Regions from separate parts of the Mus musculus genome. Here all the other regions are linked to region 1. A link is a loop called in an ENCODE intact Hi-C map of the cell type or tissue named here. Cell type or tissue: heart. All regions are shown on one strand. Each heading gives the region's core, and the rest is flanking DNA. Links, peaks and the distances in the headings are about the cores only. Region 1 holds the start of Pigyl (phosphatidylinositol glycan anchor biosynthesis, class Y-like). Region 2 holds the start of Ccdc151 (coiled-coil domain containing 151). Region 3 overlaps Rgl3 (ral guanine nucleotide dissociation stimulator-like 3). Region 4 holds the start of Zfp653 (zinc finger protein 653). Region 5 holds the start of 9530077C05Rik (RIKEN cDNA 9530077C05 gene).

Region 1 (6,039 bases), core at 983-4,982:
GGCAATAGGCGGGCAGAGAGATGGCTCAGGGGCTAAGAACATGAACTCGCATCCTTTATGGATGATCTGAACACAGCTCCGGTAGCCTACAACTGCCTGTACCCCCAACTCCAGGGACCCATCACTTGCATGGCCTCCTTGGGCACCCACACTCACATGCGCATACCCACACACAGACACACAATTAAGAACAAATCTTAGAAGAAACAGTCTTTGGATGAAGGCTGGTCGTGTTCCTCTCCCATAAGACATTTTATTGAAAAGTATTTTTCAGCTACAAAAGAATCTGCAACAGCCAGGAACCTCCGGCCATGCCCCACTCCGCAGGCAGCCCGAGCAGGAGGGGCCTCGGCTCCCCTAGTTATGTCTGAAGAGCTTCAGGCCCATCCATGTCCACAGATGGAAGAACACGTACACAGGCACGGTGACCGGCAAGAGCAAGCTGTAGAAGCACAGGCTGCTGGCGCTGGTGCAGCCCTCTGGGAAGCCTTCCTCCACGGAGGCGGAGTAGAGCAGGCCTGCCAGCGAGACCAGTGGGATGAGGACGGTCATGGTGGGCAGGGACCGGATCATCTTCCTCCCTTCTTAAAAGGTTAACTGTCTCAAGAAAACTCAGTTGTTTGAAAAGTTCTGTTCTCGTGCGGGTGCGCTCTTGTCTTATCTTCCCCTTGTCCCGACTCCTCATTCACCCAGGCATGCTTCCCAAGGGCACGCAGAAAGTCCAGGGGTCCCAGGCCGAAGGTGCCGGCTCCTCAGCCTCCGCGTCACACGCAGCGGTTACCAGCGACTGCAGACACCACCTGTGTCCCTCGCAGCGCAGGCGAGAGGTCTTTTAACTGTATGAGAAAAATGCAAGATGACAAGATGAAGGGCAGGCGACGGGAAGGGAGAGGAAAGGATGGGGAAGCAGCCAGTACCAGCACTGAGTAGGTTAGAGACAGGATTGCTGGAACCGGCAGGCTGGCCTCGAACGTTGTGATCCTCCTGCATCAGCCTCCCCAAGCCACCACATCCGGCTAGAAAGAAGCCTTTAAAAAAAGGAGTGTCCTCCAAAACTGCCTATAGTGACCCCCATCAGAGGTATCAGTATTGAGGAGGCAGTGACAAAAGAACGGCTGCCAGACCATGCTTAAAACACTACAAGTGTCATGAATTACTTTGGGAAGTAAGCAATTTGAAAAACAGAATGAAGGACAGGTGGACTGATAATGTTTTTGTGAACTGGGGAAGCGGAATGCGACCTACAAATCCGGGTTCGCTTCAGACATCTGAGTGAGGCTTTCTATACGAGGACTGGCTGGGAACCAGCACCAGAACCTGGGGCCAGGTCACGAGCCACCCGCGGTCAATGCACAGACCGAAGACAGCGCCATCCCTTGGGCGCAGTCGCCTCGGGGACCAGAAGGGGCAACGAGCCCGCTGCAGTCTCTGACCGACGGAGGGACAGAGCCGAGCCGAGCCGAGCCGAGCCGAAGAAAACCGAGCCGAGCCGAGCGGGGCAAGACAGGACAGGGGGAACCCGGCCGAACCGAAAACGAACCAGCCAGACAAACGGAGTCGGCGGCGTCCATGGCGCAGACGCCAAGCTGGCGCGAGTCCCGCCCCAGCCGGTTTCAACAGCTCCTCCGCTCGTATTTCGAGACCCTCAACTCACCGTTTGCAGGCCTGTAGGAGTCCGGTCCCTTCGGCGCCTGGCGGTGACAGTCACCGCCCCACGAAGGCGGGACAGCCCGGCCAGCCGCCCAATCAAATCCCTGCAGGGGCGGGGTGAGGAACCCAGATCCCGCGATGGAGCCGGTCCGCGCGTGCTCATTGGACAGTTCACCTTGCCTTCGCTCCCAGGCTCAGGCTCCGCCCCCGTGGTCTTGATTGACGGGTGAGGCCAGAAAGACTCTGAGAGCACCGGATAGCTAAGGATCCCATCGTCTCTGGCTGGGCGTCCCCTATGCTAGTCCTGCTGGAAGTAGGAGAGGAACGTATTTGCCACAGTTTATTCATGGCGCTCCAGAGCAGACAGTGGGGTCTTTCTGCACTGAAAAGCCTTCCCCACTTTTTTTTTTTGGTTTTTCGAGACAGCCCTGGCTGTCCTGGAACTCACTCTGTAGAACAGGCTGGCCTCGAACTCAGAAATCCACTTGCCTCTGCCTCTGCTGGGGTTAAAGGCGTGCACCACCATGCCCGGCTGCCTTCCCCACTTCTAATTGATAAACTTGAATCCTGAATCGCACCTGGCCTCAGCCACTATCATCTATCCTCTTAAGCAGCGGAAAGATGACTGATACATTATTTTACGTATGAATCGGTAAATGGCAAAATAATAGTTTGTGCTGATGAGATGGCTCAGCGAGTATAGGCGTTTCCTGCCAGGTCAGACTACCTGAGATCGACCTTCCGGTACCCACATGGTGGAGAACTATTTTCCTCTGACCTCCACACATGTATTGTGGCACACCTGAGTGTACTCCCGCAAAAAGTGCAAAATGAAGTTTTAAGAGAAAATGTAGCCAAGCACACTCCTAATCCTAGCACTCCTTAGGCAAAAGCTAGCGGATTTCTGTGAGTTCGAGACCAGCCTGGTCTACATAGCAAGTTCCAGGTCATCCGGACTACATAGTAAGACGATGAGTGTGTGTGCCTTGGGGTTGGGGGGAGGGACGGTGTTCGTAAATGCTGTCCACGGGGCCGGCCACTGCCTTGCCTAGTGAGGCAGTGTTATCTCTGATCCCAGCGTAAAGAAAAATGAGGCTGAGCTAGGATTCTGCACAGTACTGCACAGGAAGCTCCATCCCTTAATCTTCCCGCAAGCTAAAAGATCAGAAAGTTTTTCTTCTCAGAGGTAAGTAGTGGTATAGAGTCCGTGCAGCTTCTGTTGCAACCACAAGGTGGCAGGAGAGAGCTGAGGACAAACCATCCTATGGTTTACACAGAGCAAGTAACAAACATTTTTTAATTTAAAAATTTAAAATCGGAACAAAAAATAGCCAGCAAGATAGTTCAAGAGGTAAAGGCACTCACTACACACGCCTGTGAAAAGGCCAGTATTGGCGCAAGATACCCAAGACCAAGTTCTTAGCGTAGAGGGGTTTTGCCCCAAAGTTCAAAGGGCAGGGAATAAGAGCCAAAGACAGGAGATAGAGGATGAGGGAGAAGGGGGGTGGGGGGGGTCACAACAGACAGGATGATGACAGCACAGCAAAGGACTGCCTCTGGGTAGAGGGGAGAAAGACGTGGTGCACAGGGAAATGGCGGTTTAAAAAGGTAAAGAGGAAACCCCGTGTTAGGACAAGGTGTTTTTTGTTTTGTTTTTTCAAAGGTTTACTTTTTGCGGGGCAGTGGTGGTACGCGCCTTTAATCCCAGCACTTGGGAGGCAGAGGCAGGCGGATTTTGAGTTCAAGGCCAGCCTGGTCTACAGAGTGAGTTCCAGGATACCCAGGGCTACACAGAAAAACCGTGTGTCGAAAAAACAACAACAACAACAACAACAACAAAAGATTTACTTTTAATGAATATGAGTACACTGTCGCTCTCTTCGGACATACCAGAAGAGGGTGTCAGAGAGATGAGGGGCAGACAGCAGAGGGGTCACGATCTATCATGGAGGGACTTCATTGCAGAGACTCAAGGCAGAAGTTTGAAGCAGAAACCACGGAGGACCACTTCTTACTGGCTTGCCTCTTCTCCCACACTCAGACAGCTTTCCATGTAACCTAGGCCCACTTGCCTAGGTTTGTTACCGCCCACGATGGGCTGGCCGCTCCTATATCAGCTAGAAACCAAGAAAATGCCCCAGAGACAGTCCCACAAGCCGATCTGATGGATGTAATTCTTCAATTGAGGACCCTTCTCCCCAGATGACTCTAGTGTGTACCAAGCTGATGGTAAAAACCAACCAGCAGGATGCATATGCACCTGGCCTACGTCTTGCACACACTTTACCCTTTTACAAGTAAGGGCGTTTCAGTCTAAGATTTTCATTAGAGCCTCTACAGTCATGGTACCTTTAAAAATGTCTTTCTCAATTGCCATTTCCCCCTTTCTCTACTAGCTCTCCTTAACCTTTAGGTTAATTTTTTAAAATATTTTTTAATTTATTTTATGTATATCATGTGGTTGATGGGAATTTGAATTCAGGACCTCTGCTCACTCCGGTCAGCCCTGCTCACTCCGGCCTAAAGATTTATTTATTATTATATCTAAGGACACTGTAGCTTTCTTCAGACACACCAGATGAGGGCATCAGATCTCATTACAGGTGATTGTAAGCCACCATGTGGTTGTTGGGATTTGAACTCAGAACCTTCAGAAGAACAGTCAATGCTCTTAACTGCTGAGCCATCTCTCCAGCCCCCTCGGTTAATATTTTAATTGTCACAGCTTGCCTGGTAAGTGACAAGATGAAAATGCATTCTTTTTTAATTTAAAGGAATTGTGTGACTATCTCACAAATCTGTAATTAAGTTCTTCCTAAATTGGTGACTTATATCTCCACATAGCAGCTCACAACCACCTGTAACTCCAGTTCCAGGCCATGTAACGCCTCTTCTGGCCTCTTCGGGCATTGCACGCAGTACACAGACATGTGCAGGCAAAATGCCCATATACATAAGCAAATCTATAAAACATTTTATTTCATTTGTTTATTTGTGTGTGGACACACATGCTTCTGTGCCACATTGAGCATGGAGAGGTCAGAGGAGAATTTATGGCAGTCATTTCTCTCCTTTCTTCATGTGGATCCCAGGATTCAAACTCAGGTTGTTAAACTGGCAGTGAGTTCTTTTGTCCACTAAGCATCTTTCCAGCTCCAGTTCTGATTCTTTCCTTTTGAAGATTTTCAGAGATTTATATCTTAGACTCTGCCTCCTGCTGCAGCCCCAGATTAAGGCTTTCCTATGTTATGGAATCTGCTTAGATCCAACACAACTCAAATACCAGGTCAAGGCGATGACAAAATTATTGTAATCAAGCCACTACTGAGTGATCAGGGCCAGAGATCAGACCCGTGAGCTGAACTGCAACCCTGGAGGAAAGTCGCACAGCATATTTAAAGGACAAAACCGTAAAGCTAGGTAAGCAGGGTAGACTGTGGCATTGCTCAATCATATTTGACATAAGGGGTTAGCAAGGGAGTTTCCACTAATCAGGATAGGAGTTGGATCCCAGGCCTGGGAACTTGAATTTAGTTTGAAGCCGACAGCAAGATGGAGAAGCTGTCCTTGAGATAGCTGAACTCAGACAACTGTCTCCTTATAAGTTATCTGAAGGTGGAGATTTCTGGTTCCTTTGGAGACTCAATTGTGTCATGCAATGTTTTTCTGAAAGCTGTCTTAATGACAGGATGTTTTTGCTGAAGCAGACACATGGGAGAATATTTTGCTGAAGCAGACACATGGTGTTTTTTTCTGGAAGCTGCCTAGAAAAAGAGCATGTGATGTTTCGCCAGAGCGAATGCTTGTGAGAACATGTGGTTTTTGGAAAGGGTATAAGTATAACCCAACAGACAGTGGAGGGCACTGTGTGGTATTGGTTCACCTTGCCATCTATGCTGATCAATGTTTATCATGATTTCATAAAGAGAAATGCATCAAAGAACTTCTGGTGGTGTTCTGATGGCTTCTTGCAGCTTCTGCAGACTCCGACCGACTGGCAAAGCCTCAAGGTTGCCACTGACTTGAGCTGCCCTTGCTGACCTGTGAATGCTGTTTGCAAGTGGATTCCGCTGCCGATTCCTGTGAACTGACATCCTAACAACAGATAAAAGTAGAAAGAGAATCACTAAAAAAAAACCCAAGCTGAAATAAAACTAAAAGGGAAAAGTGTAGGATGTCAAACAAAGCCCCAGAAATGTGACTCACAAACAGAACAACACATGGAAGAGAGCATCGCAGGCATTGAAAACGGTAAAAGCAGTGGATAAGTCTGAAGTGGAGACTTCTGGCTTCTTTGGAAAGTCAGTTAAGTCAGATGTTTTGCCATAGCAGACACGTGAAAGGACGCATGGTGTTTAGAAAGAATGTAAGTATGACCTCGAAGACGTG
Region 2 (5,886 bases), core at 1-4,000, 150 kb after region 1:
AGAAACTGTATCTTCAGGGGCCAGCAACACAATCCTCCAGTATTCCCCAGCTTCTCCGGAGGCCCTTCAAAAAGGCCAGGCAACTCCCCTCCACTCCTCTTTGCCTTCATCAATCCCTAGAAGGCCATTCAGTTTCCCTCCTCCTCCCACTTCTGAGAGGGTCTTCTGTTGGCTCTTCCTGACTCGAAACCTCACCTCCTCCTGAATGCCATTCATGGTTCCTGCAATGACATTTGCTGACTTGGTCATACACCTGGACATTTGTTCCTTTGATAGGGAATGGAAACCAGGACTGGCACCTACAAACACTGCCCCTCAGCTAATCCAAGCCAACAGGGATCTTGTTTCTGTGCCTGCTTCTGCTCACTGAGCAGGAAGCAACAGGAGAGTGAGATCCAAGTTCTTTGGGGCATCTGCGCTTAGCAGGCTCATTTAATGGGCGATGGGCAAATGCAAACGCTCACCAGGCTCATCTGAACCGTCCTTACAGTCGCAGTAGTCGTCGTTCACCTGATCGAATGGGATGGTGGCTGTGCCGTCCAAACAGGTGAAAGGTTTAGATTCTTCATAGAAGTGATGGTCTGGTGAGGGAAACAAGAAGCTCTGCTCAGATCTTAAATAAATATTACCTCTGTCCCACTCACTCACCAGCTGAAATGCTACGGGAAACGGAGGAAAAAGGCTGAAACGCCCCTCCCGATGCACAAAGAAGAGACTCACTGCTGAGGGAAACGCCCCGGGGTCTCTTAACTTCTACAGCCCAACAGAGGGGTAGTAGTAGTAGCAGCAGCAGCAGCATCCCGTCCGGGCCGAGACCGGAAGTGTGTTATGCGGCAGGAAGATACGCGATGGCCTCTCACTGTAGGAAAGAATGAAGAAGCATCTAATCATTGGGAGAAGGCAGCTTACCCAAGACCGGCCTCACCACTGCTTCCGGAAAAGGAGGGCACAATCGGAGTTGGAAGTGCAAGGGCAAGGGGCGTCTCTCCGCCCCGAGCCAGTGGAAGAGTCTCAAAGTGAACTCAAAACCATAGGTCTCTCGGTAAAGAGGTGAAATGGGCAACTCCCGCCAAAGGTTCAAAGGATTTACGATCCCTCCACACCACCCACCCTGCTGCAACCTATAAGAAACTAGGGTGCCTTCCTCCCATCGCTACTTCATCACCTACGCGAGGTAGAGGCAAAGGTCAATAGCCACCACACCAGGTTAGCTCAGCAGCCACGGTTCCTGCAGTAGAATAAGAGAACGGAACGCTCCGGATACGTCACTTCCGTTTTGCTCATCCCTCTTGGCGAACGGCAACTCCGGGACGCCATGTTAGGAGTGGCAAGAGTGCGTGTGCGGGCGCTGAGGCGGCCATCTTGAGTAGGAACATGAAGACCTAACCTTAGAACAGATCGGAAGTGTAGCGCTTAATGGCGGCGTAACGTGCCTCCATCTTGGGAGTGGCGGGTTACTGGCCACTGCCAGCGAACACGCAGGCGTCACGTGACCGCTACGCTCGCGCCTCTCTTTCGCTGGGCCTCTTTGTGGGACCGCCCCTCCGAACCGAGTCAGCCAATAAGAGCAGTGGAGTGTAACGCGGGCGGTTTCCTTGGGAACGTGGGCGGGGGGAGGAAGTTACTTAGCAACCGGGAGATGCTAAGAGGCCCGCAGCCAGGCAGTTAGCAGAAGTGCATTCCCAGAGCCTAGGGAACCAGCGTTTAGGATCCTGGATTATAGAGGCCAACTTGTAGTTATTCTCCTACCCCTTAGAGGCTTCCCGACCTTAACCCGATCACCATGACGTCCCCCCTGTGCTGGGCAGCCGCGACCACCACGGTGACTAGCCCGGAGCAAGCTCCAGCGCCCTCTTCCAAAGCCAAAGGCAGTAAGGTTCACCGAAGCAAGTCTATGGGCCGGGCACAGGCCTGGCCTGCACATCATCCCAAGTCAGCAACCTCCTTCCATGCAATGAAGTCTTCTGTGCACGCACAGGTGCTTGAGTTACAAAGAAAAATCCAACTGTTAGGTAAGTATGGCTGCAGACTGCACCGAAGGATCCGGGATCAACCGTGCCCACCAGGTCTTCTGAGTAGGCGCTATGTGTTTCTCCAGCACGAGTCTATGTGACCAACTTGAAACAAACACTCAAATCTTATCTTTCTTTCCCATTTCTTTGTACTATTACCTCTTCTAATGTGCATATGGGTGAGTGAAAAGCACAGATTCTAGAGTTTGTTTTTCTTTATTTATTGTTCTGTTTTGCGTTTCTGTGGGCAGAGTGCAGTACTCTCAGATGCCAGGAGAAGGCATTGGATCCCTTGGAGCTAGAGTTACAGGTGTTTATGAGCTGACCAATGTGGGTGCTTGAGACTAACAACCTTCCTCGCTCTGCAGGAGCAGCAAATGTCCTTAACCACTGAGCCATTATCCCTCCCACCCAAATTTTATTTATTTATTAAATTATTTTTGAGAGTTAGCCTCATGTGGCCCAGGCTAGCTTGAACTCAAAGGAGACCTAGCTCCACCTTTTTGGGTGATTGGCATGTGCCACCATGCGGGCATCATGCGGTGCTGAGGCTGGAACCCAGGGCTCTATTCATGCTACTCAAGCACTTTGCTGAGTTATATCTTCAGCCCAAAGAGAGTTTGTTTCTCTGGGGTCTGAATCCTTGCTCTGCATAAAAGTTGTTTGATCTTGGGGAACTTAGAGTCATCTAATTGTACTCAGTTTTTCCACCTGTAAAATGGGCATAGTAACTGCACAGGTAGTACTTGACATTCATAAAATGCTCATATAGTGCATTGTTAAGTAGTAGAAAGTAAAAACTAGTGGCTTCCCTGGAGGGGGAGGAGATAATGCTGCCCTTCCCAGAGACTATTTAGCAATGTCTGCAGACTTTTTTATCATTTTGCTGAATGCAGGAGGGTACTACTCCAGTTTATTAGGCATAGGCGAGGAGAAGGCTTTACATGTTATTAGGCCTAATACAGCCCCCACAGCAAAGAATTATCAAGACCAAATATTGCTTATGCCACAGTTTGGAAAAGCCTACTGTGATTTTGCTCATATTATTAAGAAGAAATCTTAAACCTGATAGTGGTGACATACGTCTTTTTTCTCAGTACTCAGCATGCAGGAGGCAGAGGCAGGCAGATCTCTGAGTTCAAGGCCAACCTTGTCTATAGAGTGAGTTCCAGGACAGCTAGGGCTACAAAGAGAAACCCTGTCTCAAAAAAAAAATGAAAATAAATAAATACATAAAAAATAAAAATACTGTAAATTAGACATGGTGGCCCATGTCTGTATTGAACACTTGGGAGGCTACGGTTGGATGATTGGCATTCGTTTGAGGACAGTATTGAGTATCTAGTGAGTTAAAAGCTAACCTGGGCTACAGAGTAAGACTCTGTCTGAAAAAAAAGAAAGAGAGGAAAGAGAGGAAAGAACAAGGAAATGTAGGTCGGCAAGATGTCTCATCAAATGAGGACATTGCTACCAAGCCTGATGACCTGAGTTTAGTCTCCTGGGACCTTGAATTTCTGATCCTCCTGCCTTTACCTTTCTCATGCTAAGAGAAAAAGGTATGATCAAGCATGCTACCTGATTTATAGGATGCTAGAGATTGATATTTTTATCCCATAATAAAAGAAAGTTAGGGGCTGGAGAGACAATGTTGTTGGTTCTGTTTGTTTGTTTGGAGACAAGGTCTCTGAAGGTAGCCTTGGCTGCCCTGGAACTTGATTTGTAGGCTTGGCTGGCCTTGAATTTAGAAACCTGCCTGCCAAGGTCTTCTGAGTGTTGAGGCTGAAGTCGCGCCTCCACACCGGATTGCTTATTCATTTTGTTCTGCTCATTGCTCAAGATCACACTCAGGGCCTCATACAGACGAGGCATGATCTACAGCCGTCACTATATGGGTTTGCTCTTTTAAAAAAATACTTTTTTATCTTATGCGTGTGAATGTTTTGCCTAAATGTATGTCTGTGTACCATGTGTGTTCCTGGTGCCTTTGAAGGTAGGAAAAGAGTATCAGATCCCCTGGAAATGAAGTTACAGACCATTGTGAACTGCCTTGTGGGTGCTGGGAATCAACCTCTGGTAAAGCTGGCCTCTTAACTACTGAGCCATTTCTCCGGTCCCTGATTTTTGCTTTTTGTTTGTTTATCTTTTGTTTTCTGAGACAGGATCTTATTGTATAGCCCTGGCTAGCCTCCAACTCACAGAGATCTGCCTGCCTTTGCCTGCTAAGTGACCCACCACATCTATTTAGCTCATAAGGTTTTTGATTGATGTGGAATACTTATACATGTTTATGGGATGCAGAGTTGTATTATAGAACACTGTATCATAACTAGATTGTGGTAATTGGCGTTGTCATCATCAGACATCACTGATATTATTGTGTGGGGCATATAATCCTTTGTATAGCTATTTGGAAACACATGAGATGTTTTCTGCTGTTATTATTCTACTATGCCTTAGGGCATCAGAATTCATCCCATGTGTACCCTCTCTCAACAGTCAGGGACCATTACACTGGCTTTGTGGTGTATACCAGGAGGCTGAGACTGAGGCTGAGGCAGGAGGACCCAGGTAGCCTGAGCTACGTACTGAGACCCTATTTAAGGAAACCAAGCAAAAGATGGATTGCAAAAGAGTTTGAGTACCAGGAATGGTGGGGCACACCTAGCATCTCAACACTTGGGACTTGGAGACAGAAAGATCAAGAGTTCAAGGCTAGGGCTGGTGAGATGGCTCAGTGGTTAAGAGCACTGACTGCTCTTCTGAAGGTCCTGAGTTCAAATCCCAGCAACCACATGGTGGCTCACAACCATCCGTAATGAGATCTGACACCCTCTTCTGGTGCATCTGAAGACAGCTACAGTGTTCTTAGATATAATAATAAATAAATATTTTAATTTAAAAAAAAAGTTCAAGGCTAGCCTAGGCTACAAAAGTGAGTTCCATACCAGCCTAGGCTATAAGAGACTTTCTCTGAGAAAAGCAAGACCAAAGAGGGTGATGGTGGTGGAGAGATGAGAGTACACAATTGTGAGCACTTGCTTCAAAATCCTGCAGAGCAGAATTTCAGTGTGAGCACAGAAGCAGCTGGGTGTGCCTGTAAGTGCCGGTGACCTCAGCTGCTGGCCGGGTAGAGAACGGAGCTTCACTGGGACTTCTTGACTTTCAGCCTAGCAGATGTTCCAGCCCCAAAGTCACAGAGAGACCCCCACCTCCAAAAGGAATGGGTGGGAGACCAGAGAGATGAGTCAGCAGGGAAGATACTGTTCTTACAGAGGACCCAAGTGCAGTTTTCAGCCCCCATACACATGCACACACACACTTAGTTTAAGATCTTAAATTTTAACAATGTATATTACTTTGTTTTAATAATGTATATAACATTTGTCCATCTGTGTGTGGGTCTATGCATAGAAGTGTATGTGTCCAAGGAACCCAGACGAGGAAGTCTGATCCCCTGGAAACGAGGTATAGGCAGCTGTAAGCCACTCAGTTGGATGCTAGGAACTGAAGTCGGATCCTCTGTAGGAAGAGCCCTGGATCTTAACTGCTGAGCCATGTCTCTCCAACCTCCGAAATAGAATCTGTAAAAAAGATAAAAGAATGGGCTAGAACACCAATGTCATTCTGGTCTCCAAGTGATGGGTGTATGCCCCACCCCCACCCCATACATGTGTGGATGCTCTCACACAAACACACTGCTCTTTTTCCACTCCTCATCCTCCTTCTCTTCCTCCCCCTCCTCCCGCTCCTCTTCTGTAAGAGTCTGGGTCTGTAGCTCAGCTAGCAGGGTGCTTGTCTGGCACACTCCAATCCCAGCTCTGCATGACTTGGATGTAATCTGACAGGTGCACAGCTGCAATCCCAGCTCTTGGGA
Region 3 (6,039 bases), core at 647-4,646, 180 kb after region 1:
CATTGCGAGCGATCCTGTCCGCCCTGCAATCTAACCCCATCTACAGACTCAAGCGCAGCTGGGGAGCTGTGAGCCGGTGAGTTGGATGTCATGCACAGTATGCCCTATCCCAGGTGCCCCCCTCCCCACTCCCACCCCCGCTGAGCCTGACTGTGCCCCTCTCACCCCTACAGGGAACCGCTGTCTGTTTTCAGGAAACTGTCACAGATTTTTTCTGATGAGGATAACCATCTCAGCAGCCGAGCGATTCTTTCCCAGGTATTAGGAACCCCCGAATTCAAGGGATTCATATTTGTAACAACACCACTTGGGAGGCTGAGGCAGGAGGATCACTGTGAATTCGAGGTCAGCCTAGTCTACACAGCAAGCTAGCCAGGGTGATATAACAAGACTAGTGTGGAACTATGTGAGACTGTCTCAAATATCCCAAGAGTATGGAGATGGGGAGAGGGGCTCAGTTGGTAAAAGCTGGCTGGCAGATGTGGAATTCCAGCAGCCAGCGCGGGAGGCATACACAGATGGACTTGGGCTCACTTGATAGAAATCTAGCCCAAAACATCAGTCTTCAACTTAAGCGAGGGACCCTAGCTCAAAAATACAAAGATCAATATAGGAAATGCTTGGTATTTATTATTTGCTTATTATCTATGTGTTTATTTATTTAATGTTTATGACTGCTTGCCTCCATGTATGTGTGTGTACCACGTACATTCATGGTACCTACAGAGATCAAGGAGAGCATCAGGTAGGTTCCCTAGAACTGGAGTTAGAGTCATAAACGCTAGAAATCAAACCCAGGTCACCTTCAAGAACAACAAATGCTCGTAACCACTGGGCCATCTCTCCAGCCCCAGGATACTTGATGTTGACCTCTGGCCTAATGTACGAGCATGAACACACACGCACAAAGGGCTGGGAACAGATCTTAATCATAGGTGTGAAGCCGGTATAATTCAGGTCAGGTGGTGTAGCCTCTAATCCCTGCATTTGGGAGGTGGAGGAGGATCAGTTGTTCAAGGATGGTTTTGGTTACATAGTGAGTTCAAGGGGTCTTGTCTCAAGACAAAACAAAATTTTTTTTAAAAAGCAGGGCCTGGTGGCACATACTTTAATCTTAGCACTTGGGAGGCTGAGGCAGGTGGATCTCTGAGTTCAAGACCAGCTTGGTCTGCATAGCAAGCTCCAGGCTAGCCATGGCTTAGGAGGCTCTGAGCCTAGGGAAGAGTCCTTCCTTTGGTGGTCTTGTCCGCAGCAGCCCAGCTCTCCTCTTTCCGGCTTGTTCTCTCTACTCACACTCAGTCTTCATTCAGCGAAAACCAAGAAGCTCAGAGGGAACGATTCCCTGCAGCTAACGTTATGGCCCGGCGAGGGGGTGGGGGTGGGGCTGGGGGGGCACCACGCTTGGGGAATTACCTTGATAAGCAGGGTTGTGACTGTGGGCCAGTATGTCCGACTTACTGTAGCAGGTGTCAGCTGTGATCAGAATCGGGAGTTTGTCCTCAGCGTGAATTCTGTGCAGATGAACATGGAGCTAGATTTCTGGCTCTGGAATATTCTGTATCCCTCAAGATAGGTGTGTGCTTTGCCCACTCGCCCCCTGCATGTCTCTCCCAAATGGCTCTCCCTTCAAGAAGCACCCCCTCCCATCATTTTCACCGTCCCCTTGTGTACCCAGTGCCCCTTGTTTCTGCTTTCCCTGTCATGAGTTATCTTGACTCTCCCATCTTTCCCTCACTAATGGTCAGACAGTTTGTCACCCTTGGCTAGTCAGCACTCAAAACAGCGCATGACAGCACAGTAGGTATTCAGTAAACACCAAGCAGGGCTGGAGCTGGGGCTCAGTTGGCAGAGGCTTACATCACATGATGAAGCCCTGGGCTCCATCCCCAGCACTGTATACAGTGGGTGAGGTTGGAGCCTAGTGGTGGTGGCACACACCTTTAATCCCAGCACTTGAGAGGCAGAGGCAGGTGGATCTCTGAGCTCCAGGTAACACAGACCAAGTTGCAGGACAGCCAGGGCTACACAGAGAAACCCTGTCTTGGACAAACAAACAAGACAAAAACCAAACCAAAAAAAAAAAAGGGTGAGGCTGTCCAGACCTGTCGCCGCAGCACTCAGGAGGCAGAGGCAGGAAGGTCAATTCAAAGTCACTCTGTGCTACAAAGAGACTTTGAGGTCAGCCTGGACTACATGAGATCCTGTCTCAAAAACAAAACAAAAATGGGGGAGGGGAGGAAGAGTCTTGTTAATGGATAGAAAGAAAATAGGTAGATAGCTCTCCTCTGTAAACATAAGACTCAGGAACAGAGAGAGGCAGGAGGATCCCACATTTACAACCAGACTGGGTTACAGTGAGACCTTGTCTCAAAACAAAATTAGGGGGAAATAAAATCAAAACTGAGATCTGGGGAGCCAGAGAAATGGTCAGTGGTCAAGAACACTTTCAGCCTTTGAGGGGACCCCAGTTTGTTTCCAGTGTTCACAACCACCTGTGACTAAGCACCTGGGGATCTGATGCCCTCTTCTGGCCCTTTGAGGTACTGCATACACACCGCTGCCACCCCTGCACCCGCTGCCACCACCACCACACAAAGAACCCCCAAACAAAACAAAACCTTCTAGTGAAAGTGTGTCTCAGGTGAGGGGCCTTCAATGGGCAGAAAGCCAAGCCCCTGTGTGACAGCCATTATTTCTAACCTACAAGAACCAAGCACACCCCTGCCCTCCCAGGGGACTCCAGTCCAGATGGGGACAAAACAGACCTTGCTGTTCAGAAGTGTGCTCAGGTCCTGCCAGAGATCCCCAGTCGGCAGTTCTAAGTAGACTGGGGACAAACATTTTCTTCCTGTCCACTCTGGTCTCGCCCTGACTTCCGGCTTTAACTGTCCATAGGCTAACTCCACGCCCCGTTTGGCATTAACAACCTATTTGTGATGTTCTTTTGTTTTAAGACAGGGTCTCCTGTAGGATAAGGAGGACTTTGAGCACCTGATCTTCTTGCCTCTGTGTGGGGTGCCGGGATGACAGGAATACACTGACACAGGCAGTTTATGCACTGCATGGGATGGGACCCAGCCCTTCCCACTACAGCCCTAGCCCCCGGCTTGTGACTTACTTGTGTGTGTGTGTGGAAGGATGCTCATACCACAATCTGCTTCTGGAAGTCAGATTGGTCCTCTCGGGTGGGTCCTGGAGATCCCACTTGGGTTGCCAGCCTTGGCAGCAGGCCCTCCTCCTTCCTGAGCCAGCTCAGCTGCCTCCATATGTGCCTCCGTGAGAAGTGTCAAAGTGGGCCTCGGATTCATGTAGTCTTTCTCTTCCTCTCAGGAGGAGACCACTGAGGATGATGACTGCCCCTCAGGAAGTCTGCCATCAGTAAGCAGTATGGTTCATGATGGGGATCGGGGTGAAAGGGGAACTCTGGGGGAGTGGTGTGGGGTCAGTGATGCCCATGAATAACTGAACCTTTGGGGGTTGCAGAAACTGCCCCCGGGTCCTGTCCCCTACCTTGGCACCTTCCTCACAGACTTGGTTATGCTGGATACAGCCTTACCGGATACGTTGAAGGTTTGACCTCCCACCCTTGACTCTTGACCCCTGACCTATTATCCCCAACACAACAGTTCTCCAGACATCCAGCTTTGATCTAGCTTGAACTCATATTTCCCTCCACCCCCGCTTACCATAGAGACTTGTGCCACCCTAGCTCTTAAGCTTGACTTTTGACCCTTGACCCTTGACCCTGGATACTATAGCTCAAGCCAGCTTTGCCCCCTCAGGGAAACCTCATCAACTTTGAAAAGAGGAGGAAGGTAAGTGGGAGGGTGTTGGGGATGGGTGAGATGCCCAAGGGTGGGAGGCAGGCTGAGGCAGGATCTCAGTAGACACCCCCCCAGGAGTGGGAGATCCTGGCCCGAATCCAGCAGCTACAGCAACGCTGCCAGCGCTACAGCCTGAGCCCCCGCCCGCCAATCCTGGCTGCACTTCGAGCCCAGCGCCAGCTCAGCGAGGAGCAAAGGTGACCACTGAAACAAGTCCACGTCACTCATTCAACCCACCCTGCCTTCCCTTCCAGAAATATTCCAGGCCCCATCTTGAAGGCAACTCCACCCCAGGACCTTTCTTTTCTCCCGCCCGAAGGCCATCACCCTCCTCCAACCCTAATCCTGACCCACCCTACACTCCGGTTTTAGCCCTTACTGTTCACTTTGCCACTCAGCTTGACTGTCCCAACTGTTCTGATCTTGTTATCCAAATCTGCAGCCTTGATCACTCAGTCCTAGTCTGAGGAACTCTCTCGCTGTCCAACTCAGTCAGCCCGTTGCTTCCACTCACGTCCAGTTGATCCCCCGAATTACCTTACCCTGAACTTTAGAGCTGGCCTGGTTCTGCTCTGGAATCTCTGCTTTATTTATCACTTTCAGTGCCACACACATGCCGGGTGTGACCCCTATGCCACAGCCACAGCCCACTGGGGGACTCTAGCCAAGCACTCTATGTATGAGCCACACCCCTAACTAATCTCACCTGTGAATGTTTTGCACCCCACTAACCAAACAGTTCACCGCATCTGTAATGCACCCTGATACCCCAGTGATTCCCATTTCTAACCTGACTTTGACCCAGGGCTCTAACCCCTCTCCTCCTCACCCCAGAAGTGGTTCACATCTCATTCTAACCGTTACCTCCTCTGCTTCCTGAACCTCTCTAGCTACCGAGTCTCCCGTGTTATTGAGCCACCAGCTGCCTCCTGTCCCAGCTCCCCTCGTATCCGGCGACGCATCAGCCTCACAAAGCGTCTCAGTGCGTGAGTGTCGGGATGTGTAGGGAAGCCATGTAGGTAGAAACTGGGGCTATCCACTCCTGGAGGTAAGACATCCCTTGTCCTTACCCTAGGAAGCTGTCCCGAGAGAAGAACTCATCTCCTGGCGGGAGTCCCGGGGATCCGTCCTCACCTACCTCCAGGTGAGTGTCTGAGGCAGAGGGGACTAGAGATGCCAGGACAAAAGACACGCCAGTCCTCCCAGTCTGATTCTGTGTTTTTACCAGTGTGTCTCCAGGTTCACCCCCATCCAGCCCTAGAAACCGAGAGCCTCCTCCTCCGGGCAGTCCTCCAGCCTCCCCAGGGCCTCAGAGCCCCAGCACCAAGGTACCAGGACAATCTGTGATTTTATAAAGGACTGGGGCACCCAAGGCTCAGAGTGTGTGCATGCGTGTGCGTGCGTGTGTGTGTGTGTGTGTGTGTGTGTGTGTGTGCGTGTGTGTAGAACTGCAGGTATGTATCACAGAGTCTGGCTGCTCTCTGTTGCTTTATCTGGGAGACTGGACATCTCCACCGCCAATGAGCAATCACCTACCATTCTGGCTTCTCCTCAGTCAGTCTGACCTGGATCCCCACCTATCTGCAGGCACATCAGGAGTGATCACTACAACTTTTTTCCCTAATGAGCAGTACTCCAGCTAAATGTATGTAGTACAGGCCTGTAATCCCAGTAATTGGGAGTTGGAGGTAAGAGGATCATGAGTTCAAAGCCATCTTTGGCTACATTATGATTTTAAGCTCCATGACATCATGTCTCAACAACAACACAAACAAACAAAAAGTACTGGCATTGAATCTAGGACCTCATAAAGGCATTATCACTGAGCCGTGCCGTAGGCCCTCACTGTCTTGAGACAGGGTCACATTAAGTTGCCCAGGCTAGCCTTGAACTTCTACCTGAGCCTCTCAAATAGCTGGGATGACAGTTCTGTGACAGCAGCTCCAACTGTCACTTCCTCAAAGACATACAAGTCCCTAGGCTTGCCTGCCTGCACACATGACAGGGAAATACTCCAAACATCCACAGGATGACGCATGTGGCTGCTCGGCTGCTCTCTGATGGGGTACTGTAGGTTTCCAACTGTGAGCACACCTGTGTATGCACACTGTACACTCTCTGCTTAGGATCCTGCTGTGGCCTTTGCTTTGTGGGTATATGGGCCCTGTGTCCGTTTCTTTCTGTGACAGAGAACTGTGGTTTGTGTGTGATGGCA
Region 4 (6,039 bases), core at 1,403-5,402, 84 kb after region 1:
AATATCAACCCCTACCCAGTGCCCCGAGATCTTCCCCAGGACCCTTTGGACCTGGCCAAGCTAGGCCTGCGACACATGGAGCCTGACCTCAGTGCTAAGGTCACTGTCTACCAGGTATGCATTCCTGTATACATGTCGCTGCCCTCCCTGGCTGGGCCTTACTGCTTCCCTGGGTTCTGCTACTGTCCTGACAGTGACCGTGATCGTCCCTTTATTACCACAGTTGGACCTGTCTTAGTCTATTTACTCATTGGAAGAAAAGACCCTATATCCTCCTCTTGTTGCTGAAACAAAATTCTGGAGGCTGGGTACTTTATAAAGAAAAGAGCAGCCAGGCACAGTGGCTCCTGTCTTTAATCCTAGCTCTTGGGAAGCAGAGATGCCTGGATCTTTCTGAGTTAAAGGTCAGCCTGGGCTACATAGTGCTTCAAACAAAACAAAAAACCACTGACGGGCCAGGTGTGGCCCGTACATAGGGAGCTCTATGTCAGCCAGAGCTACACAGGAGTCTCTGCCTTATTCCCTGTTGGGATGGAGCTGGGGGTATGGCTCAGTGGTAGGACACCTGCTTTCCTTGTTCAAGGCTTGTGGTTCCATTCCTAGTGAGTGACAAAAGAGAGAAACTTGGCTTTATGCTGTATGCTAGGCAAGCACTCCCCAGCCGAGTCAAGCTCTTGATACCATCTGAAGAACTGTTACTTTCTGTCACTGCCATTTTTGCGCATGGATAAACTGAGCTATGTAGGTACAGTGACTTGGATTAGCTCACTGCAGGCTGAACTTAGGCTGATGGCTTCTGGGTAAACTCTCAGTGTTGGCACTCTGGTCAAGCTGGCTACAAAGAAGCAGAGAAAGGCTACTTGTAAAGACGTGGTGCAGTCGCCCAGGAAGCACCCCTTCCCTCCCTTTGCTCTTAGGCTCCCCTGTAGAGGTTGGGGAGTCACCGCCCTGCTCTTCTTTGCAGATGTCTTTGCCCAGTGACTCGACAGGCATGGAAGATCCCACACAGCCTCACATTGTAGGTAAGGCCCCAGCCTATCCCAGTTTCTGCTGGATCCCTCTGGGCCCACTAAATGAGCTCCTGGGCCTTTTGCTGCTAAGGCACCAACAGGTTCTCATCTCTACACCAGGAATCCAGAGTCCAGATCAGCAAGCTGCCCTGGCCCGCCACAACCCATCCAGGCCTGTTTTTGTTGAGGGCCCCTTCCCTCTCTGGCTTCGTAATAAGTGTGTCTACTATCACATCCTAAGAGCTGACCTGCCACCTCCTGAGGAAGAGGTGAGTTACTGGCCAAAGCATTTGCTGCCAAGCCAGACCACCTGAGTTTGACCCCCAGGGCCCATGTAGAAGGAGAGATCTCACTCCTACAAGTTGTCCTCTGAATTACACAGGGGTATGCATAAATGTTTACCCAAAAAAAAAAAAAAAAAAAAAAAAGGCAAGGCAGGCCGAGCTCTCTGAGTTTAAGGCCAGCTTGGTCTACACAGCAACTTCCAGATTAGCCAGAACTACAGATTCTGTGTTGGGGGTGGGGCTGGCACTGTCCTGAAGGCTCAGCTGAGGGACAGGTTTTGTGTTCTGGCCTCTAATCCTGCCTGCTCTCTTGCCTGAGGTAGAAAGTAGAGGAGATCCCAGAAGAATGGGAGCTGTACTACCCACAGAAGCTGGACCTGGAATATTCAAGGAGTGGTTGGGACGACTATGAGTTTGACGTGGATGAAGGTAAAAGCAGGTCTCAACACAGCACATCTGTGTGGTGGCCATTTGTCCACGCTCCACAGGATGAGGGGTCATATGCCCCCCAGGGTACCTCTCCTTGGCTACTCCCTCTCCCCTTTGTACTATCTTTTAAGGAGCATTCTATACTGACTAGTGATGTGACCAGAATACGCGCAAGCCTCAGGTCAGCAGGGAACAGTCAAGTTATATGTGGGGAGTTGGGAGGAGGCACATGGTAGCCTCCAAGTTAGGGCTCAAACTTAGTCTCTTGATAGTATCTGAGCAGCGGGTGGCATGGCCAAGGGAAATGTAGAACATTTATGTGGCACAGGGAGCTGGCTGTGAACTCATGGAGGTGCTCAGAGTACGTCACAGTGGTGAGACACAAACTCTTCTCCTAACAGTGACAGAAGGCCCTGTCTTCGCCATGTGCATGGCTGGTGCCCATGATCAGGCAACATTGATCAAGTGGATCCAAGGCTTGCAGGAGACCAACCCAACCCTGGCACAGATCCCAGTGGTATTCCGCCTGGCCAGGTCCACGGGGGAGCTCCTGACAACTTCAAGGCTGGAGGGACAGTCCCCTCCCCACAGTCCTCCCAAGGGGCCTGAGGAAGATGATGAGACCATTCAGGCAGAGCAGCAGCAGGGGCAAAGTTGAGTCAGATAGAGCTGGCATGAGGAGAAAAGACTGGGCTGGTATGAAATAATATGGAGAAAATAAAAAAATCAAAACCTCTTCCCTGGCCCTGTGGCTTCCCTTCGTATGTTCTGCATGGGCTCTTTTGGGTTTACCACCTTGGGACCCTTTTTTAAACTTGTCTTTTCAAAAATTCCATTTATAGATGGGCGTGGTGGCACACGCCTTTAATCCCAGCACTCGGGAGGCAGGCAGACAGATTTCTGAGTTCGAGGCCAGCCTGGTCTACAGAGTGAGTTCCAGGACAGCCAGGGCTACACAGAGAAACCTTGTCTCGAAAAACCAAAAAAAAAAAAAAAAATCCATTTATATATTTATGGTATGGGAGGGATGTGTGGAGGTCAGAAGACCATTTGCTGGAGTCTGTTCCGATATATGACCCTGTGAATCTCGGAAATGTAACTCAGATTGTCAAGTATGCCAGCCATCACCTTACCTGCAGAGCCGACTTGTTGGCCTTTAAAAACATCTTTTAAATGTATTTACCTTTATTTTATGTGCATTGGTGTTCTGCATGTATATATGTTTATGTGAGAATGGTAGATCTTGGAATTACAGACAGTTCTAGCTGCCATGTAGGTGCTGAATTTGAGCGCAGGTCCTCTGGAAAAGCAGTGAGTGCCCTTAACCAGTGAGCCATTTCTCCAGCCCTTTTGAAAAAATCTTTAATCACATTGCCGAAGAATTCAATAGAGAGGCAAGGATTACCTGAGTTTCAGTACCCAGTGCCTCTACCTCCCAAATAACTGACTTGTCAACAGAACGCACTTCCATGGCCTGGGCCGGACGGACTACGCGCATGCGCAGCTATGGCTAGTTGTCCCCGTTTGGCGCCGCGGGCAGAGAAGACCCTGTGAGAAATCTCCCGGCGGCGCAGACTAGGCGCGCCACTTCCGGTCGAGGCTCCTAACAACGGGGGAGGCCGGTAACCAGGGAGGGGGGGATGGCGGAGCGGGCTCCAGAGCCCGGGGCGGAGGCGGAGGCGGGCGCAGGCGGGGAGGCGGCGGCAGAGGAAGGCGCGGCAGGCAGAAAGGCGCGGGGCCGGCCGCGGCTCACCGAGTCGGACCGGGCCCGGAGGCGGCTCGAGTCCCGGAAGAAGTACGACGTGCGGCGCGTGTACCTGGGCGAGGCGCACGGCCCCTGGGTGGACCTGAGACGCCGCAGCGGCTGGAGCGACGCCAAACTTGCCGCCTACCTCATTTCGCTGGAGCGTGGCCAGCGTAGCGGTCGCCACGGGTAAGGGGGCGCGGGGCCGGGAGAGGGAGGGAGGGAGAGAAGAAGCCGGGGGAGGGACGAAAAGGGCAGCGGCCCCGCCCCCGGAGCGTGAAGCCCCACCCCCGGGCCGCCTGGCGGCCCTCGGTCTCGGGCTTAGGCAACCCAGACCCCTCACGCGCCTCCTCGCGGCTCCGCCTCCGACCCATTGACTACCCAATGCAAGCCTGTGCCCCACCCCTCTGCCCGCCTTCGGAAGCTCCGACTGGCCCGTCTGAAGAGTCGACCCGCCTCCACTGGCCTGGCCTGGGGCTGGCTCTCAGGTGTAAACCTCCAAAGGTGCTGGGCACTCTGATTTTCTGCGTATGAGTGCCTTGCCTTCGTGGATATATGTGTACCACGTGCATGAACTACCTGCAGAGGTCAGAAAAGGGTGTCGGATCCCCAGAAACCACCATTGTGAACCACCATGTAGGTTGTGGGAACCAAACCCGGATCCTCAACAAGAAAGCAGCCTTAACCCAGCCACCTGTTTCAACAACCTTGTCAGGGTTACTTGTGTGCATCCTGAGTGCTGGGACTAAAGGCATGTGCCAGGCTTGGTGTGAGGGCACTTTTATTCTTGTGTATGTGTGCGTGTGTGGTGTATGTAGGCCCACATAAGGAGGTGGGAAGACAGCTTTGCAGAGCTAGTCCTCTTCTACCACGTGCCCTCTAGGGATCAGACTAAGACCATGAATGGTTCACCACGCTGTAGTTGTCAGACCTATTGGTAAACTGTCATGTGCAGCTTGCCACACTGAGAAGCAGGCTCTGAAAGTGTAGATGGCCTCTCCTGTTTGAGACTCAAGCATGTCTCTCTCAGTGTCCTCCAGGAAGAGACAAGGACAGCAGAAGTGCCCAAGAGTAAAAACCCCATGCCCTTAAGAACAGCTAGAAGGTGGAGCATTTCCAATAGAGGTTACTCCTGCTGTCTCACAGTGCAGGTGTCCACAGTGGGAAGACAAGCTGGATGCTAAGCCATGGAGGGAAAGCTCACCCTGGGACTCCAGCTGTTGCCCCAGCTTCCCCAGCCAGTAGCTGCATGGTGTGAACACTGGATTGGATATTATCTGTCTGGTTTGCACAGACAGTTCCAGCCAGCCAGGGCTGCATAACGATACTCTATCTCAAATAAAATACAAAATGAAAATAGAGAGCATAGAAAGGGTTTGGCCCATAGTAAGGGTTCAGGTGTAGCGTGTTCTGCTCTTGTCTGCACTCATCTGTATGAATGATTCTTTAAGAGTTGATTCTAGGCCCTGAAGAGGTTGGATCAGTAGTTAAGAGCATTTGTTGCTCTTTCAGAGGGCCTGGGTTTGGTTCCAGTCACCAGCATTGTGGTTCACAACCATCTGTAACTCCAGTTCCAAGGGATTCCATGCCCTCTTCTGACCTCCAAGGGCATCAGGCAGGTGCAGAGACATGAATGCAAGTAAAAACTTATGCACATGAAATAGTAAAATCATTTTTAAGAAGTTATCCAGGCATAGTGGCACATGCCTGTAATTCCAGCATTTTGGAGGCAGATGCAACTAGAGCTTTTTGAGTTTGAGCCCAGCTGGGTCTATATGTTGAGTTCCAGGATAGCCAGGGCTACACAGAGAGACAGAGGTCTCAAAACAAAAACAAAAAACAAAAATACATTGATTCTTAGGGGCAATAACCAGCTAGGAGCAAGGGGTATAACTCAGTGGTGGAGTGTCTCATGTGTGAGAAGCTCTGGGCGCACGCTCTCACACACACACACACACACACACACACACACAACCCTACTAGTTGGGCATATGGCTCCATCAGTAGCTTGCCCATCCTTCATGAAGCTCTAGATTCTTTGCATATTTGTAATCCCAGCACTTCAGAGGAAAGTGTTTGACACATGGTAGTGGAAGGACGCTCCTCCCTCAGGTTATCCTCTGCCCTCCATACACAAGCACTATGGCACATTCCTTACCCTGTAAATAAATGAGTTAACACGTTCTTTTTAAACCAGGAAACCTGGACACAGAAGCATGAGTGGTAAGGGTAGGCCCTGGGCAGCCAGGGAGGAGGAACCTGCAGTTGTCCTCCTGCTCTCCTGCCTGAGTGCTGGGCTTACAGGCGGGAGCTACCACATAGGTTTGTGTGGTTCAGGAAAAGGAAACCTGGGCATTGTGCACTCTAAGTATGTGCTCCAATATTTTGCCTTTTTAAATTTTTTTTTTTTTTTAAAGATTTATTTATTTATTTATTTATTATATGTAAGTACACTGTAGCTGTCTTCAGACACACCAGAAGAGGGCGTCAGATCTCATTACAGATGGTTGTGAGCCACCATGTGGTTGCTGGGATTTGAACTTCGGACCTTCGGAAGAGCAGTCGGGTGCTC
Region 5 (6,039 bases), core at 839-4,838, 260 kb before region 1:
AGCAGTTTCACGAGGATGTCATGTCTAGATCACAGAACGTCATGACTAAGTAAAACTCGGGTACCATACAAAGTGATTTTACAAACAACTGCTTCAGTTTTGGAATGTAAATTGCCACTTTAGTCTACATTTATAGTTTTTTACCATACTTGAACTTCTGATTCTCTCCCTCCACATCTTGGGTGGTAGGGTTTTAAGTGTGCACTACCACACCTGGATTAGCTGGCACTGGGCACCAGAAGCAGGGTGCTTGCATGCTAGGCGAGCACGCTCTCAGCTGGGCCATCCCCAGTCCCCCAGACATGTATTTTGGGACAGGCACTCACTTAAGTTAGCCAGGAAGACCTGAACTTGCATCTCCCTGCTGCAGCTTCCCAGTAGCTAGGGTTCCAGGCCTGTGCCACCAGGCTGGCATATATATTGCTCTTTCAAAGCAAAAAGAAAAAAGGTCCACATTTTCATCAGTGTTCTTATTGCAATCAAGTTCTACTGGCAAGAAAGGGGCAGGGGCATCTGAGACACTGCAGAGTGAGGGGAAGTCTGGATAGTACAGATCTGTTTCTCAGCTACACTCTCCATAAAGGTTCTGGTTGTCCCATTTATTGATTGACAGATATGTCAGCACGAAGCCTACACAACAGGAGAGCCTATATAATAAATTAACAATACTAATACTAATAATCGCTTTGTAACAATGGTGAATGTTTAAAAATACCAGAAACAAGTTTCCCTAATGCTAGTGTTTCACTGCCAAGTTACCTACATCAGAAAATGCACGACCACGAAGGTCTGCCACTTGTAGTCCATTAAATTCTGGTGAAAGAACTGATTTAACAAGAGTAGGTGTTCAGTTTAAAAAGAATCCATCTGCAAACCCCTGGCTCTATAGGAATACAGTCTGTACTGCAGACTCTCAACATATCTGTTTCCTAATACTATATTTTAATCATATGCCATACTAATATTTTAATCATTCTCTCACCACAATGACTTTCAGTTTGGGGGAAAATAATTTTAATTGGTGTAGTTTCTAAACCCAGTGACTCACGTGGCAACAGAATCTATTGTCTTGCAGGCAATGATTTTAACTGGATGATAGGGAGAGTATTTTGCCACCCACAGGGCATTTTTGGTTGTCACAATTCTCTGTGTGTTAAAACAGTCGCTCACAATAAAGAATTAACTCCTTCAATATTAAACTGCTGTGGCTGAGAGGCCTTGTTCTATATCATAAAACGGACCGGAAGTTTTCATTACCTTTGTTAGTGTACATAAGAATGCATTTCTTTCTGGCATCTCCTGTTCGATCCTGGTCTCTAGTAAGCAAGTATCCCATCAGCCCGACTACGCAGCTGCATGCACACGGACCACTGAGTCATCCTCATATTTGCCACTCTTCTGCCAGGCTTGATGTTTTAAAGCAACGTTTTGACATTGTATTGTTTTGGGAGTTTTGTTTGTTTGTTTTTAGAGACAGGGTATCAGTGGCTGGTCTGGAACTTCTGTAGACCAGGCTGACTAAGCTCACCTGCGTCTGCCTCTGATAATGTGTTTTAAGGTGAAAGAGTTATATCTACATCAAATCACAATTTTAAAAAGCCTAATGCCAATTTAAGTGGCCTCTAAGATCTTGGCTTTTATAACTGCATGTCTCCTGTCAACATAACAGTGGAATAGTCTGTAGGTTATCGCAATCGCACAACAGTAGGTTCTGTGTTTTATAACACTGAACAGCAAACAGTGTAAAAAAATTAAGATGAGAAAGTAGTTTCACTTAAAAATAATTTAGTTTTTCAGTTTAAAAAGTTCTGCAATAACATATAATGAAAGGAGTTTCAAAGTACCATAATGAAACCTCTTACTTTGTATGCTAACTTAAAGAATGGTTTTAGCTATTGATGTCCATATCTTAGCACTGGGGAGACTGAGGCAGGAGGGTCAGGGGTTCAAAACAACTAATTTGGAAAATTGGTCTACTGGGTACTGCAATAGCCTGAAGCTAAAAGTTCTAGGCTTATTTTTGACTCTACTGTGGGAATTAGCTATTTCCCTTTATTCCGTTGTTTTGGTATCTGTCCTGCAGAAATGTTTTCATGCAGAATCAAATGCTAGGAAAATGACTCTGGAACTGTTTAATATTATTAAAGATTTAAATAGGGCTAATATGCATATCTATTCAAAAATGAAAGACAAACTTTCCAACCTTGGATCTAAACACCTGCTCTTATTAATAACATCAATTCAAAATGTTTGCTAATAAATGCAAACAAAAATACACAACATACACTGAAATGTAGAGATGTGTTTTCACAGCTGATTTTTTTTTTTTCTGAACATTCTAGAAAATATAACACCTTACTACACACCTAAAATGCTCTGGAATCGTATTGGACTCTACACTCTCTAGATTGCACAGCTCTTGCCCCTCACCTCTGCTGGGCTAGGGCTGTGCGACTGCACCTGGTCTTCCGAGTCCCAGACCCAACGGTCTCCACCCGCTGCAGCCGCGCCACTTGGGCCAGCAGTGCCTACACTCACCCGTTACGCGAATAGACTCCAGCATCGTCCCGCCAAGGCCAAGGCCAAGGCCGGCGGGCCGCACCGACGAAAACTCCCGTAAGGCAGCTCGAGACCAGATGGGGCAGGACTGGCAGCGCAAGGTGGAGGACCACGTCTTACCCAGAGGCTGGAAAGCGCTCTGGCGGTTCCACCTAGTCTCAGAGCTAAGAACCCGCCACGGTGACGTCGCTGCAACCCCGTTGCTAGGAGACGATCCTGCCTTCTTCCCGCACTCCACGCCACCAAACATGCTCGCCGCTGGAGGCGCTCCTGCGACTGACACCCTGCTCGTAGGGAGAGAAGGGAAGCGAACTACAACTCCCAGCGTGCACAACGCGGACCCGTGCAAGGAGCTGGTCCGCAGAGGCTGGGGTGTTTGTGTGGGGAGGTCGGGATCTGTATGAGGCTCAAAGGGCTTCATTTCATGATGGTAGAGGGAAATAGAAATGGTGTAATAATTCTGAGTTTTAGTTGACCAGAGCAAATTCAGACCCCTGACCTTCCAGCTAATTTACATGGTATGAAATAAATAGGGCGATTTTAGAAGAAAAAAATGGCCAGGTATGGTGGCACACTCCTGTTATCCAAACACTTGAGATGTGCAGCAAAGATGATCAGGGGTTCAAGACCATCATTGCTATATAGTGAATTTTGAGACCATCTTGACTATACAAGAATGTCTAAAAAAAAAAAAAGAATAAAATAAATAAATGCAATATTTAATTTAAAAAGGAGATCTGGAGAAATGGCTCAGCAGTTAAGAACACTGACTACTTTACAGAGGACTTGGGTTTGTTTCCTCATGGCAGCTCACAACTACATGTAACTCCACTTCGAGAGCACCCCATCCCTCTGGCTCTCCCCAGGCCCATACTCGCAAACACTCATGAAATACACACAATTTTTTTTAAACTGAATTGAAAAAGGAAACAGACTGTGGGTGTAGCTCAGATGGTGAAGGGCTCTCTTTAGCATTCAGAGACCCCTGAATTTAATCCCCAGTACTATACAAACCTGGCCTGGTGGTACACATCTCTAATTCCAGCATTCAGGAGGTAGAAGCAGGAGGATCAAGATGTTCCAATTCCTCTATAAGCTTGAAGCCACCCTATATTATATCTATATTATATTATGTATATATCTGAGGTTGCATAAAGGGGTTTTGAGAGGGAGAAGTTGATAGTGAATAATTAAATCATAAATTTACTTTAAATCTATTATTTGTATATATAGAATTTTACCATTTTAGAATATGAAAGCTAATTTCACACTGAGATGGATGTGCTTGTTTATTTTTACATAAATAATCTCAGCTGAATATTTAATAATGCAGGGCACAGAGTATCTTCAACACAGTTCTGTGCGTGTGTGTGTGTGTGTGTGTGTGTGTGTGTGTGTAAGCACTTGTATGCCTTGATTTATGTGTGGAGGTCAGAGGACAACTTGCAGGAGTCAGTTCTCTCCTTCCACCAAATGGGTTCTGGGAATGGAACTCAGGTCGTCAGCTTGGTGGTAGGTGCCTTTACTGCTGAGCCATCTCACCAGCCTGCATCTTCCACATTTTTCAGAGGTGATTTTTCTCTTTCACTTTTATAGTTGTCAATGCTGAGAGTACCATTTTACATAAGCTCACAGGATAAACTCACAGAAGTATGCTTAGTGATTTTCAGAATGTTGGAAATTCTGTCCTAATCCCAAGACAAGGTTCATTTCAATCAAGAAAGAAAACTGGAATCAGCACATCCTTTGGCAGGGACACAAGCTTCATGTAGGCTGACCTAGTACTCACTACACAGCTGAGGAGAACTTTGAACTCCTGACCCTCCTCTCTCCTCAGCCACTTAAGTGCTGGGATTACAGGAGTATACAACCTCACACAGCTTTTAAAAAATTGTTCTTAAAGATTATTTTAAAAATTTAATGTGGTCTTTAAAAAATTATTTGTGGGTAGAGTGTTTCCTTTCATGTGTTCCATGTGTGTGCCTAGTGCCCATAGAGGCCAGAAGAGGGCGTCAGAGTCCTCAAAACTGGGATTATGGATAGCTGTGAGGCACTGCGTGGGCGCTGCAAAATGAACCCAGGTCCTCTGCAAGAGCAGCAAGTGCCTTTAACTACTGAGCCAGCCCTCAGCCCTTCAAATGCCAACGTTTAAAGCAAAACATTCTAAACCAGTACACTCATAAGATATATTAGGTACTTACGTGCCGGGGAGTGGCGGTGGAAAAATACTAAAAGCCTTTGTCTCCATAATTAATCCATCACGTTATGTTTCCATAAGAGCAGAAAACCTTATATAAGCACTGCCACTCTTAACATCAAATCGTGTAGAATTCAAGCTCAGGTGTTTCAGGTAGCATTCACTTTCACTAGTGTTGATGGGTGACACCATATACAATAGAAAATACATATTTTGTGTTCAGAGCCAAAGCTGCAGTGACATCACTTGCTGCAGTGCCGGTGAGTACTGCCCAAAATGCTCCAGAGGGATTCAATACATTTGATTCGGAATCAGTGTTTTGGCCTGAAATGTTTTACTGTTGACAGAAATTTTCCCAACCCCCACATTCAGTTACATGACCCCATCTGGCGTCTCAACCCTCAGTTTCTGAAGCTGAGTCCTGGATGATCCTGTAGTCTCACCATGACTCAAATCTGTTTTCAAAACCCAGTGGCCAGAGGGATCTTGCTGCCACGGGATCATGCCACCCTGCTCATGAGCTACCCGGGAGGTTCTTTATGACTTAGCTCTGCTCAGCTCTTTGATGTCATCTCCTACTATGCTCTCACTGTTCTAGAGATGCACTACGTACTGTTTTACCACACGTCCTTTGTTATCTGTAAGTCTTCCTGCTTGGAATACTCTTCTTCCTGATTGTCTACAGAACACCTTCCTCACTTCCAAATGTCACTCTTCTGAAAACTACACTACTTAAAGTTCCTTTTCGTATTCCATATGCCCTTTCTCAGCTTTATTTTCCCTTAGCATTTTTTCAGCGTTTTTTGACCTATGGTTTACTGGATTTCATCCCTATTTTGTGTACCCATTCATAGGACAAGCAATGTTTTGTTTTGTTTTGTTTTGTTTCCTTTAAGGCTATAGAGATTAAACCTAAAGCCTCGACAGATAAGAACGGTATCTGGGGCTGGAGAGATGGCTCAGCAGTTAAAAGCACTGACTGCTCTTCCAGGGATCCTGAGTTCAACTCCCAGCGACCACATGGTGGCTCCCTAGCCTAAAAAAAAGATGCCCATGAACATACAAGAAGCCTACAGAACTCCAAATAGACTGGACCAGAAAAGAAATTCTTTCTGTCACATAATAAAACACCAAATGCACTAAACAAAGAAAGAATATTAAAAAGCAGTAAAGGGAAAAGGTCAAGTAACATATAAAGGGAAACCTATCAGAATTAAACGAGACTTCTTACCAGAGACTATGAAAGCTAGAAGATCCTGGGCAGATGTCATACAGACTTGTAA

Evidence for each region. Peaks named below come from ENCODE experiments on the same cell type or tissue, not always from the same donor. Only the 100,000 strongest peaks of a DNase experiment are listed, where the experiment ranks them.
Region 2: a loop joins it to region 1, with 2.3 times the contacts of the local background. A loop is called at or near these places in 2 of 42 quality-filtered maps.
Region 3: it touches region 1 in a loop (2.7-fold over the local background); 22 of 42 quality-filtered maps call a loop at or near these places.
Region 4: a loop joins it to region 1, with 4 times the contacts of the local background. A loop is called at or near these places in 27 of 42 quality-filtered maps.
Region 5: a loop joins it to region 1, with 2.9 times the contacts of the local background. A loop is called at or near these places in 14 of 42 quality-filtered maps.

The regions. Positions count from the first base shown.
Region 1 is chr9:22,152,529-22,158,567 of GRCm38, reverse strand. Pigyl (phosphatidylinositol glycan anchor biosynthesis, class Y-like) reads right to left here and starts at 1,722. Exons shown (of 2, transcript NM_001082532.1): 1 at 1,655-1,722; 2 at 213-836. The coding sequence starts at 573. The coding sequence ends at 358. In heart, for the core only: CTCF peaks have their summits at 1,381, 1,636 and 2,872 (motif pointing right); DNase peaks (open chromatin) are centred at 1,727, 2,637 and 2,747; H3K4me3 peaks cover 1,749 bases; H3K27ac peaks cover 1,296 bases.
Region 2 is chr9:21,998,372-22,004,257 of GRCm38, reverse strand. Ccdc151 (coiled-coil domain containing 151) reads left to right here and starts at 1,624. Exons shown (of 13, transcript NM_029939.3): 1 at 1,624-2,012. The coding sequence starts at 1,784. Prkcsh (protein kinase C substrate 80K-H) reads right to left here and starts at 1,270. Exons shown (of 18, transcript NM_008925.2): 1 at 1,170-1,270; 2 at 721-859; 3 at 465-581. The coding sequence starts at 799. In heart, for the core only: a CTCF peak has its summit at 1,668; a DNase peak (open chromatin) is centred at 1,487; H3K4me3 peaks cover 2,103 bases; H3K27ac peaks cover 1,590 bases.
Region 3 is chr9:21,974,721-21,980,759 of GRCm38, reverse strand. It overlaps Rgl3 (ral guanine nucleotide dissociation stimulator-like 3), which reads left to right. Exons shown (of 19, transcript NM_023622.4): 8 at 1-76; 9 at 174-258; 10 at 3,331-3,378; 11 at 3,484-3,570; 12 at 3,783-3,815; 13 at 3,900-4,021; 14 at 4,715-4,810; 15 at 4,900-4,968; 16 at 5,053-5,152. Among named protein-coding and RNA genes, the nearest start is that of Rgl3, 12 kb to the left of the region's middle. In heart, for the core only: a CTCF peak has its summit at 2,521 (motif pointing left); no DNase peak of the experiment used is centred there; H3K27me3 peaks cover 879 bases.
Region 4 is chr9:22,068,666-22,074,704 of GRCm38, reverse strand. It overlaps Zfp653 (zinc finger protein 653), which reads left to right and starts at 3,329. Exons shown (of 9, transcript NM_177318.3): 1 at 3,329-3,656. The coding sequence starts at 3,364. Ecsit (ECSIT signalling integrator) reads left to right here. Exons shown (of 9, transcript NM_001253897.1): 5 at 1-114; 6 at 965-1,022; 7 at 1,131-1,279; 8 at 1,618-1,723; 9 at 2,125-2,459. The coding sequence ends at 2,381. Gm16845 (predicted gene, 16845) reads right to left here and starts at 3,703. Exons shown (of 3, transcript NR_040407.1): 1 at 3,541-3,703. In heart, for the core only: a CTCF peak has its summit at 3,806; DNase peaks (open chromatin) are centred at 2,234, 3,284 and 3,824; H3K4me3 peaks cover 1,826 bases; H3K27ac peaks cover 1,757 bases.
Region 5 is chr9:22,408,249-22,414,287 of GRCm38, reverse strand. It overlaps 9530077C05Rik (RIKEN cDNA 9530077C05 gene), which reads right to left and starts at 2,741. Exons shown (of 7, transcript NM_026739.3): 1 at 2,539-2,741. The coding sequence starts at 2,563. In heart, for the core only: CTCF peaks have their summits at 2,823 and 4,510; a DNase peak (open chromatin) is centred at 2,817; H3K4me3 peaks cover 891 bases; H3K27ac peaks cover 594 bases.